Linked DNA regions of Homo sapiens: regions 1, 2 and 4 are each linked to region 3. A link is a loop called in an ENCODE intact Hi-C map of the cell type or tissue named here. Cell type or tissue: psoas muscle. All regions are shown on one strand.

Region 1 (2,500 bases), 250 kb after region 3:
TGGAGATGGCAGTTGGAGGCAGTCCTACGACCTTCACACGACCTTCACGTGCTCCCCGTGTGCTGCGGGGTCTGCTTTTAGGGTCGCTCTTGGTGTTTGAGCAGTAAGTCTGCACAGGAGCCACTGCCCACCATGAAAGGGGGGAGTTAAAGGCGTTCCGAATCCCTTTGGCCAACGACGGAGTTGAAGGTGTTCCGAGTCCCCGTGGCCGGCGGCGACAGAGTTGAAGGCGTTTGGAGTCCCCGTGGCTGGCGGTGATGGAGTTGAAGGCGTTCCGAATCCCCGTGGCCGGTGGTGACGGAGTTGAAGGCGTTCCGAGTCCCTGTAGCTGGCGGCGATGGAGTTGAATGCGTTCCGAGTCCCCAGGACGCCATTTTGGCTGAATTTCCTTTACCCTCCTGCTCCGTGAAGCGGGGCCCATTGGGGAGGTGCTGCTCTGTAATCTGCTCTTCTTCTTGAATGTGTGGTTAGGGCAGCCACATTGATGTCCCCCAGGCTCCAGAGTGACCGCCCCTTAGGGGTCCTGCTGGGCGTTGGCCGCTGTTGGCCGCAGGGCACCGTTGGCCTGTGCATTGCTGCCACCTACCCATGATGGGCAGAATTGTCACGAGCTCAGGAGGAAACCATGGAAAAACCGCAGGTCCTGGAGCCTCCGTGTGGTTGTCGTGGGCAGCTTTCCACGCGACGTGCCCTCCCTGGGCGTGAGGCTGCATTTGCACTTAGCGGGGAGAGGGGGAATGTTGTGGGTTCTAGTTGGGCTTTTTGATGATGATATTTGGAAAGACTTGAGACAAAGTAGCCACCCTGTCCTGTCCCTTCCTCACCCACCACACCCACTGCTCCCCGCTGGCAGGCACTGCAGGCTGCACAAGTAACCGTGGAACCTAAACACTGATGTGCTTCGTCCGGGTTTTAAAAAGGCGCCCTTACCGCGGTTTCGGTGTTTGGCGTCTTCACGCCATCCGGGTTCTCGGTGCTCTGCTCTGAAGGATGGTGGAGGGCTGTGGTCTGTTGTTGGGGGTGCTGGGTGCAGGGTGGTTTCTGTCTGCCTCTCTCTACCCCCAACTCCAGCTTTCCCACCCTGCCCTCTGCTCTGGGGCACGTGTGCTGTTGGGATGCATCCCTCAGGGTTCACGGCAGGGTGTGGATTGCTGGGGGGCATCGTGGAGAAGGGCATCTTTATGGGAGGCATCCCTGCTCTGGGCCCCCTGCCGGCCTCCAGCTGTGTCTGCACCATGAGTGTGTTTGCTGGAGTGCGGTGTTTGCACTCCCTCACACCGCTGAGTGCAAACGCGGCACTCCTGCACATGTCGCCTCGCACCGTGGCGGGCGTGTCCCGTGGAAAGCTGCCCATGCTGCCCACGCCCTCCCTGGGGGCCCCTTGGCTGCCTGCACTCCCCAGCCGTGACCTCAGCTCCCGGCGCCGGCCCTCCTTGTGCAGCTCCTTCCCCTCCATGGCCTTTGCTGGCCCCAGGAGACTCTGGCCTGCAGGCTCTGAAGCCGGCTGTGTCCCTGGTGATCCTGACTGAGCCTTGGTGTCAACTCAGGTTTTTTTCTCCTCCTCGTTCATTTTTACACTTCGTAGGAAATTATTTTCCCTTTCAGCTTTCAAGTAGGAATAGTTCAGAAGGGGAAATAGTTCTGCATAGCGTCTGTGGTCTTGGCCCCGCATCTCCCAGTCCCACATTTTTATTTTTCCAAAGGCAACCCTTTCAGTTTTTTAGCTGTCTGTTTTCCTTGCTTCTGTATTTCTGAGTTCTGTATGTACGCAGCTGTTTCCTGATATCCTTAGTTTTAGATGTGTTCTTTCAAGTGAGACAAGACTCCAAGCTCTTGTCGGGGTGAGAAATCTGCGGGTTCACGGGCTACATGTGGGAGACGGGGAGGGGCTGCTGGTCACTTTCTCACCCAGGCCAGAGGATGGCGCCCTTACCCCCGAGGACGCCGGCATGTCGGTGACATGCCGCCCGCAGGAGCATCAGGTGCGCCCTGGCCGCAGGTGCCCCGGAGGTGTCGAACCGCAGATTTCTTCAGACGTTTTTTGCACATTTTGTGGGAAAAGTGGCTCAACCCTTGGGAGTCGTCTGCGTCCCCATATCAAAGAAATGTCATACAGGTTGGCCTTTGTCGTGAATATTCACGAGAGGAGATGAACATCCTGGATGTCCTCAGCGTGGCCTGAACTGAGCTGCTTCCCCCGGTGCCAGGAAGATGAGCGTCCCCTTGTCTCCGTCTTAGTCTCAGTGGCTCTTGCATTTCATGCTTTAGAATCAAAGGAAAGAAACAGGAACTCTGTTTAGTGAAGCAGCGATGAAGGAGGGGTTTGTCAGTCAGGGTGGACTGCGTTTTGCTCTTGAAACAATCCCCAAGTTTCAGTGTCTTAAAACCACAGGTGTTTTTTTATCCTGCTCACATGTGGATCACCGAGGGCAGGGGCCGGGAGGAAGGGGGTCATCTGGCTCACAGCCTTGCACCAGAGGCGTCACGAGAATCAGGAAAA
Region 2 (2,500 bases), 98 kb after region 3:
CTCATCCTCTCAGACTACAGGCATGTGCCACCATCCTGTCTAATTTTTAATTTTTTATGTTGCCCAGGCTAGTCTCCAACTCTTGGTCTCAAGCTATTCTTTTGCCTCGGCCTCCCAAAGTGCTGGGATTACGGGTGTGAGCCATCGCTCTTGGCCATGGGTAGCTTTCTTGGGGTGACTACGGTCTTACTAAATTGTGTCACTGTAATGTCACAGAATTCTCTTTGATCAGTGGGTCGCGTAGCTGGTGATTTTTGATGAAAGGGTAGAAAGGCAATTTTGCTGCTCTCTGTATTTTTAAATGTTATAATTCAGCATCTCTTTATTTGATAGGTTCGAGGCTATAAAACATTTCTTCGTTTATTTCCTCATGAAGTTGCCGATGTAGAGCCTGTTTTAGATTTGGTCACAATTCAGAATCCCAAGGACCATGAAGTGAGTGTCTCTGCCTCCCCCCTCGTCTCCAGCCCTCCGTGCCTGTCCTTCCTCCCTGCTTGCCCCACCCTGCTGCACCTTCCCCTTCCTGTTTCTTTCATTTTATCTCCCTTTGTTTTGTGTCACTCCTCTTTTCTTTCTTTTCTTTTCACTTTTCCTTTACTTCTTGTACAAGTTGCTTTAAATTATTTTCGTTTAAAATAGCCCCTTTATAAAAAAAATTATGCCTAGGTGTAGTTTAACAATAAATCCGTCATTGTTTCTATGTTTTTTTAACTGTGTAAGTATAACTGTGTTGGGTTCCCAAGACCACCCCCAGGTTTGATACTTCCTGAGCGGGACTCACAGCACTCAGCATAGAGTCCTCCTTTTGGCTGTCACTTGTTATGGCAAAATAATACACAGCAAAATCAGCAAAGGGAAAAGGCACATGGGTGGGGTCTGGGGAGAACCAGGCGGGAGCTCCCGGGGTCCTCCAGTTGGGTCCCACAGGGCCTGTGTCATTCCCCCAGCAGTGAGATGTGACCACACCTGTGAGGTGTCTATCAGAGAAGCACGTTTGAGACTTGGTGCCCAGAGCTTTCACTGGGGTCTGGCCACATGGACACCTCTGCCTGGCACGAAACGAAATTCCAGACCCCCAGCAGGAAAGCAGGTGCCAGCGTAAAGCACACGGTTTGTGCAGATTGAGCCAGCGAGGGACCTCATCAGGCAGGGCTTGGTGGGAACCCTGCTGGTGTCCAGGTCCCTGGATACCAGCCCAGGGCCGGCCTCGTCAGGGGCCTTGCCTCAGACGGCAGCGGGGCCTGCTATGCTCGCTGTCTTCTGCGTGGTATGTATTTGGAGGAGCACACGGTTTATAACCGTGCAGTGCGGTGGCTTGTCTCGGCGTGGATGTGACTGATGAGCGCTGTGGGGCATTTCCCTGCTGCCCTGCACTCCGTGCCCTTCTTTCCCTAGTACTTCTAGCGCCCCCCAGTGGAATGATTGCAGGGACAAATTGGGATGTTTTTTACTAATTACTGAAAATAAGGGTACTCCTTTTTTATTAGAAGTTGATAATTGTTTTCTTTATTCTTTTTTTTTTAAAAAGACAGAGTTTCACTCTTCTTGCCCAGGTTGGAGAGCAATGGCACAATCTTGGCTCACTGCAACCTCTGTCTCCCAGGTTCAAGCGATTCTCCTGTGTCAGCCTCCTGAGTAGCTGGGATTACAGGCATGTGTCATCACGCCAGGGTAATTTTGTATTTTTAGTAGAAACAGGGTTTCTCCATGTTGGTCAGGCTGGTTTAGGACTCTTGACCTCGGCCAGGCACGGTGGCTCGTGCCTGTAATCCCAGCAGTTTGGGAGGCCAAGGTGGGCGGATCACGAGGTCAGGAGATCGAGACCATCCTGGCTAACACGGTGCAACCCTGTGTCTACAAAAAATACAAAAATTAGCCTAGCATGGTGGCAAACGCCTGTAGTCCCAGCTACTCAGAAGGCTGAGGCAGGAGAATGGCGTGAACCCGGAAGGTGGAGCTTGCAGTGAGCGAGGTTGCGCCACTGCACTCCAGCCTGGGCAACAGAGCGAGACTCCATCTCAAAAAAAAAAAAAGGAACTCCTGACCTCAGGTGATCCGCTCGTCTCGGCCTCCCAAAGTGTTGGGATTACAGGTGTGAACCACCACACCTGGCCTTTTTTCTTTATTCTTAGGTGTTTTTACTTTTTATCTGTTTTTCACTTTTTCAAAAGGCCAGTTTGTATGTGGAGAGGTGCCAGCGAAGAGAAGCTGCTATACTGATGTATTATGATTTTTCTTTGTTCATTTTGATGTCTCTCTTGTCTGCTGAGCTAAGTTACGGCGGTAGGTGTGTGTGGTGGGGATTCCGGGGGGGATGTGGCGAGGAGTTGGTGAACGGCTTGCATTTCTGGCCCTGAGGGTGATGGCATTTGAATGGCTTTCATAGGCATTGGGTGGGCATGGAGGGCAGTGACTTTGAGTAGATTGTGGCCAGTGGCCTGTGATTTTCAAGCAAGACTCATTCTTCCCGTGGTTTAATTTTTTAGGCTTGGGAAACCCG
Region 3 (2,500 bases):
GTCAGAGGAGAGTGATTCAGAGGACAAAAGATACAGCAGCACTGAGAACGCCCGAAGCACCCGCTTTGCAGACGCCACCTGCCCCGTGATGAGGCTCAGACAGAGCGGCCAAGCAGTCCCCTGACCCACCCAGTACGAGGCTTTCCTGAGCTGGCCAAACGTTTGCCACCGAGCCCAGCAGGCACGCTGAGTGCACCGTCTGTCTCTCTCTTCTTGGCATGGGCGCTGACGGGGCACTGATGGGGCCTTTGGGATGTTGCTCTTCCGGCTGGAAACCTCTGTGGCTGCTGAATTATTGTCCTGCATCCAGGAAGAATGAGGTACCCAGACAAGTGGAGGGTGAGCGAGACGAGGAGGAGCTTTACTGAGTGTTAGAACAGCTCAGGGGAGACCCACAGTGGGTGGCTTCTCTCTGCAGGCAGGTCGTCCTGACAAGTGTTCAGCTCTCAGCAGACAGGGTAGCTCTCCGCAGCTGGTCATCCCGACGTCCGCGTTGCTCTGAGTCTGGGGTTTTTGTGGTCTTCAGGGTGGGGAAGTGCACGCTGATTGGTCCACAGGCAGCCCACCCCAACCAGCATGCACATCCCCCCTCTGACAAAAGCACCGAGTCCTCCTTCCAGTCTGCAGGACTGGCAGCCCGGGCCCCAGGCCCCCTTGAAGCTTCAAGGTGTGGCTTCACCAGGGACCTGCCCCCTTCCACCCAGAAGTCTGTCTGCCTCCCACTGCTGTTCATGGCACCCAGCTTGTTCATGCCAAGGGGCGCCTGCAGGCCAGCACTGAGCCACCCTCAGCCCTCCCTCAGCTTCCCTCCCATGTTCAACAGCGCCCAGTCCCGAGGGGGCTGAGGTGGCAAGGGCTGGTGTGTCCGTGCTGCCCCAAGTGTGGACCCACCCGGATGGTCTGCAGCAGCACCTGGGCTCAGCCCCAACTGTGCTCCACGACTGGAGCGGGCGTGGGGAGTGAGGAGAGGCCAGGCATTTGGAGCAGGCACTTCTAAGCCTGCAGGGGGCAGGGGTGGCCTTCCCAGGCCTCCAAGAGCACAGAGACGCCCGCGTCTAGAGCTGCCCCAGGGCAGCGGGCCGCGGCACGCAGGGAAGGCGGAGCTGCTGCCTGATCCGTGGATCGAGAGGCCCAGCCATGCCTCCGCTGCAGCCGGCATCTTGGCAGCAGCCACTCTAGATGGGCCACTGCTACCATCAGCATCTTAGCACCAGGAGCTTGACCTCACCACAGTGGGGCACGCGGCGTAGCCTCCATTGCTGTCAGACCAAAACCACACTGCTGTGGTTTTCCCAGGTGACCAAGTGAGTATCAAGGAAACAGTCCTTTTACAGAAAGGAAAATAGCCAGGCACGGTGGCTCACGCCTGTAATCCCAGTTCTTTGGGAGGTTAAGGTGAGAGGATCGCTTGAGCCCAGGAATTCGAAACCAGCCTGGGCAACATGGTGAGACCTCATCTCTACAAAAAATTTAAAAATTAGGGCCTGGGCGCGGTGGCTCACGCCTGTAATCCCAGCACTTTGGGAGGCCGAGCGGGGTGGATCACCTGAGGTCAGGAGTTCGAGAGCAGCCTGACCAACATGGAGAAACCTTGTCTCTGCTAAAAATACGAAATTAGCCGGGCGTGGTGGCGGGTGCCTGTAATCCCAGCTACTCAGGAGGCTGAGGCAGGAGAATTGCTTGAACCTGGGAGGTGGAGGTTGTGGTGAGCCGAGATCACACCATTTCACTCCAGCCTGGGCAACAAGAGCGAAACTCTGTCTCAAAAAAATAAAAATAAAAAATAAAAAAATTGGCCAATCATGGTGGTGCACACCTGTCGTCCCAGCTTCTCAGGAGGCTGAGGTGGAAGGATCTCTTGAACCCGGGAGTTGGAGACTGCAGTCAACTATGATCGTGCCACTGCACTCCAGCCTGGGTGACAGAGTGAGACTCTGTCTCTAAAAAAAAATGTAAAAGGAGACAAAAACACTTTTCTGGAGCCTTCCAACTAGATAGTTCTACTAGCCCCAGCGCGGGAGCTTCAGGCCCTGTGAAATTACGCTTTGAGCGACGACCAAAAATCTCTTCACAGTCCTTTAAAACCCTACTAAGCTCTCGGGAAGGCACCATCATGTGCCAAGTCCTGCAGCCGTCAGCAATGAACACACTGAGCGTGAAACACAAACAATAAATTAAAAAAGAACATACATATTTGCTCCATAATAGCAATCCTCAAAGAGAATTTTGGAAATATTTATTTTCCCTTGGCAGGCACGAGGCAATGAACGAATACACTTGGGAATCTATTTTCGAATGCGGAGATAACTCCAGCTTTGATATGTCTGTCTCCAGACGAAGGGACACTCACCCCCACGGGCTGAGAGGCTCATATTTGTCTTTCCGGAGATTAATCCACTGCCTGAGCTTGGCTGGGTCCTCTGACTTAGAAAGTATCCTCTTGACCTGTCCTTGAGGGCCAACAATCTTTTTTTTTTTTTTTTTTTTTTTTTGAGACAGA
Region 4 (2,500 bases), 260 kb after region 3:
CAGCCAGTGTTTGGAATGATCTCTGCACTCGTTGACAGACACGCACCTGGGGCCACGCCATATGCCCTCTCCTCCCTGCAGGCACACAAGAGGAGCAGTCCCGCGGGGGCCACGCACGCCCCCTTCTCTCCTATGCCAGCATCCGTTCCCTCTAGTCAGGGTGGGAAGTGGGAGGGACCAGCCGCAGGGGGCGTCCCCATCCACCTTTCAACCGGAGAGACGGCAGAGCGTGACCTCGGGGAAGCACGTCCCACGTTCCATACATGTGGAAGGAGCTCTGTGTTTCTGATCTACCCGAGGGTCCTGGACTGTTCTGAGCGTGTCTTCTCAGGATCAGGAACACACATCAGCCCTCTGCGATGTGGAAGATGAGGCTCACCGATGTTTGTTTGTTAGCTCACACATTTTAAATTTCAGGATTTGCCAGACTGTTGGTGTGAAAGCAGGAGCCCCAGACGAAGCTGTGTGCGGAGAGAATGTTTCCCAGATTTACTGTGCGCTGCTGGGCTGCATGGACGACTACACCACGGACAGCAGAGGGGACGTGGGCACCTGGTACGTACGTAGCAGTGGGTGAGCGCTTCTTCTGAGAAGCCCATCTATTCCGTGGAAACTCGGAGGCCCCGGGCTTTTCTGCAGGGAGAAATCTTTGTAGATTTGTGCCGTGTTTTGCGTTTTAAAGGCTCTGGGGAAGATGACCTGTTCTCTGCTCCCGGGTGAGCCTGCGTGGCAGGGCTTTGCAGGTGCTTGTCCAGCCCGTCCTCAGGTGTTGGGCCTGTGTCGTCCTCGTTGACAGGGTGTGAGGGAGGACGCGTCTTCAATGAAAGGCTGCCGGCTGCTTACATTGGGTTTTGCCAACATTTCTTGCTGTAGTGGGATTGATAACCCCTGAAACGCCTGTGTGTGTAGGATGCCTCGGGGCCCCGGTGTGTGTGGCTGTGGGTGGCTCCCTGCACACGTCCCTGTAGCGCACAGGGAACCTCTGCAGGCCCCGTGACTCCCTGGCAGCGTGCCTGGGCTCTGTGTGGGGTTAGTCACGGGTGTCGAATTCACACAGGCTGCCGGCGTGGTGGGCAGAACCAGGGTTGGAACCCCCCTCTCAAGCTGGGTGTCTCTGCCTCTCCTTGTCCCATCAGGGTCCGCAAGGCCGCCATGACCAGTCTGATGGATCTGACACTTCTGCTGGCTCGGAGCCAGCCTGAGCTGATCGAGGCCCATACGTGAGTGTCACGTCGCAGCTCTTCTGCATCCTAGAGGGCAGCCCCGAGCTTGGGGAGGCTGGCGGGGCGGGCGGTCCTGGTGCTCAGTGGCATTTGCACTGCTGGGCACACACCCTCCTCCCAGAGAGCCTCTCTGGTCCCTGACCCCAGGTTTGTGCAGGCCCCTCCTCCTGCCCCCATAGCCATGGCGTGAGCTGGGGCCCATCCTCCTCTGCCCAGTGCCCCCAGGACGAGGCTCTGCTCCCCAGCCTGGGCCTCCAACGGTGCTCTGGCCAGTTTGATGACAGCCAGCTTCCCGGGGTAGGGCCGGGCAGGAGGTGGGGACTTCTCAGCTTAGGACCCTGAACCTGGGGGTCTGCTCCTGCCAGGACCAGCTGAGCCATCACTCAGTTCCCTGCACCTGAGGCTGCCATTGGGGCCTGCCCTTGCTGTGTGTCTCTGTCGGGGGCACGGGGTTGTGGGTACCCCCAGGCCCTGCCCTTTCTGTCGGTCTCTCTGTCGGGGGCACTGAGTCATGGAGGTCCAGGCCCTGCCCTTGCGGATCTCTGTCAGGGGCACTCAGTCAGGGGGTCCAGGCCCTGCCCTTGCGGGTCTCTGTCGGGGGCACTGAGTCATGGGGGTCCAGGCCCTGCCCTTGCTGTCAGTCTCTCTGTCAGGGACACTCGGCCGTGGGGATCCCAGGGCCTGATTTCCTTAGTTCTCACCTCTTTCTCTTTCCCCCTCCCCATCTCTTCCCCAGCCCCAGCTTCTCTCTCCCCATCCCCGGCCTCTCTGTCCCCATCACTCTTCTCCACCCGCTCCTGTAATCCTATTTGTTGTCCCTGCTTCAACCCTAAGACCTCATCAGCACGCATGTAACACGTAGCACATGTGTAACAAGTACGTAGCATGTATTTGCTGCGCACCTGTAGGGTTGGGCTCCTGGGATGTGAAGGTAACGGAGTGTGGTTCTTCCGAGCCAGTGTCCTGGTGTCAGCTGCCAACTCAGCCACCATGTCCCGAGGAGCCCGCATGTCCTCGTGGTGCTTGGGCTGGAGTCACGGCTCGGACCGCCTGTGCTCAGTTTACCGCCCGCTCTTAATTTACCGCCCGCCCTTGGTTTACCTCCTGCTCTCGGTTTGCAGCTGTGAGCGCATCATGTGCTGTGTGGCCCAGCAGGCCAGTGAGAAGATTGACCGTTTCCGTGCTCACGCCGCCAGCGTGTTCCTGACGCTCCTGCACTTTGACAGCCCTCCCATCCCCCACGTGCCCCACCGAGGAGAACTGGAAAAGCTGTTTCC

The links. Hi-C counts contacts between places; a loop is a spot of excess contacts. Peaks named below come from ENCODE experiments on the same cell type or tissue, not always from the same donor. Only the 100,000 strongest peaks of a DNase experiment are listed, where the experiment ranks them.
Region 1: a loop joins it to region 3, with 2.3 times the contacts of the local background. A loop is called at or near these places in 3 of 110 quality-filtered maps.
Region 2: a loop joins it to region 3, with 4 times the contacts of the local background. A loop is called at or near these places in 76 of 110 quality-filtered maps.
Region 4: a loop joins it to region 3, with 2.8 times the contacts of the local background. A loop is called at or near these places in 3 of 110 quality-filtered maps.

The regions. Positions count from the first base shown.
Region 1 is chr17:82,913,259-82,915,758 of GRCh38, forward strand. All of the region lies in intron 23 of TBCD (tubulin folding cofactor D), which reads left to right. Among named protein-coding and RNA genes, the nearest start is that of ZNF750, 74 kb to the left of the region's middle. In psoas muscle, CTCF peaks have their summits at 557 and 1,222 (motif pointing left); DNase peaks (open chromatin) are centred at 573 and 1,303; H3K27ac peaks cover 658 bases.
Region 2 is chr17:82,765,934-82,768,433 of GRCh38, forward strand. It overlaps TBCD (tubulin folding cofactor D), which reads left to right. Exons shown (of 39, transcript NM_005993.5): 4 at 334-435; 5 at 2,487-2,500. Among named protein-coding and RNA genes, the nearest start is that of TBCD, 15 kb to the left of the region's middle. In psoas muscle, a CTCF peak has its summit at 1,412 (motif pointing left); no DNase peak of the experiment used is centred here.
Region 3 is chr17:82,667,712-82,670,211 of GRCh38, forward strand. The region is part of intron 1 of RAB40B (RAB40B, member RAS oncogene family); the gene reads right to left. It overlaps MIR4525 (microRNA 4525), which reads right to left and starts at 596; the gene lies at 522-596. RefSeq lists an enhancer at 1,071-1,250. In psoas muscle, a CTCF peak has its summit at 1,005 (motif pointing right); a DNase peak (open chromatin) is centred at 1,040; H3K4me3 peaks cover 851 bases; H3K27ac peaks cover 1,954 bases.
Region 4 is chr17:82,926,769-82,929,268 of GRCh38, forward strand. It overlaps TBCD (tubulin folding cofactor D), which reads left to right. Exons shown (of 39, transcript NM_005993.5): 29 at 418-555; 30 at 1,137-1,220; 31 at 2,345-2,500. Among named protein-coding and RNA genes, the nearest start is that of ZNF750, 88 kb to the left of the region's middle. In psoas muscle, no CTCF peak of the experiment used is centred here; a DNase peak (open chromatin) is centred at 1,013.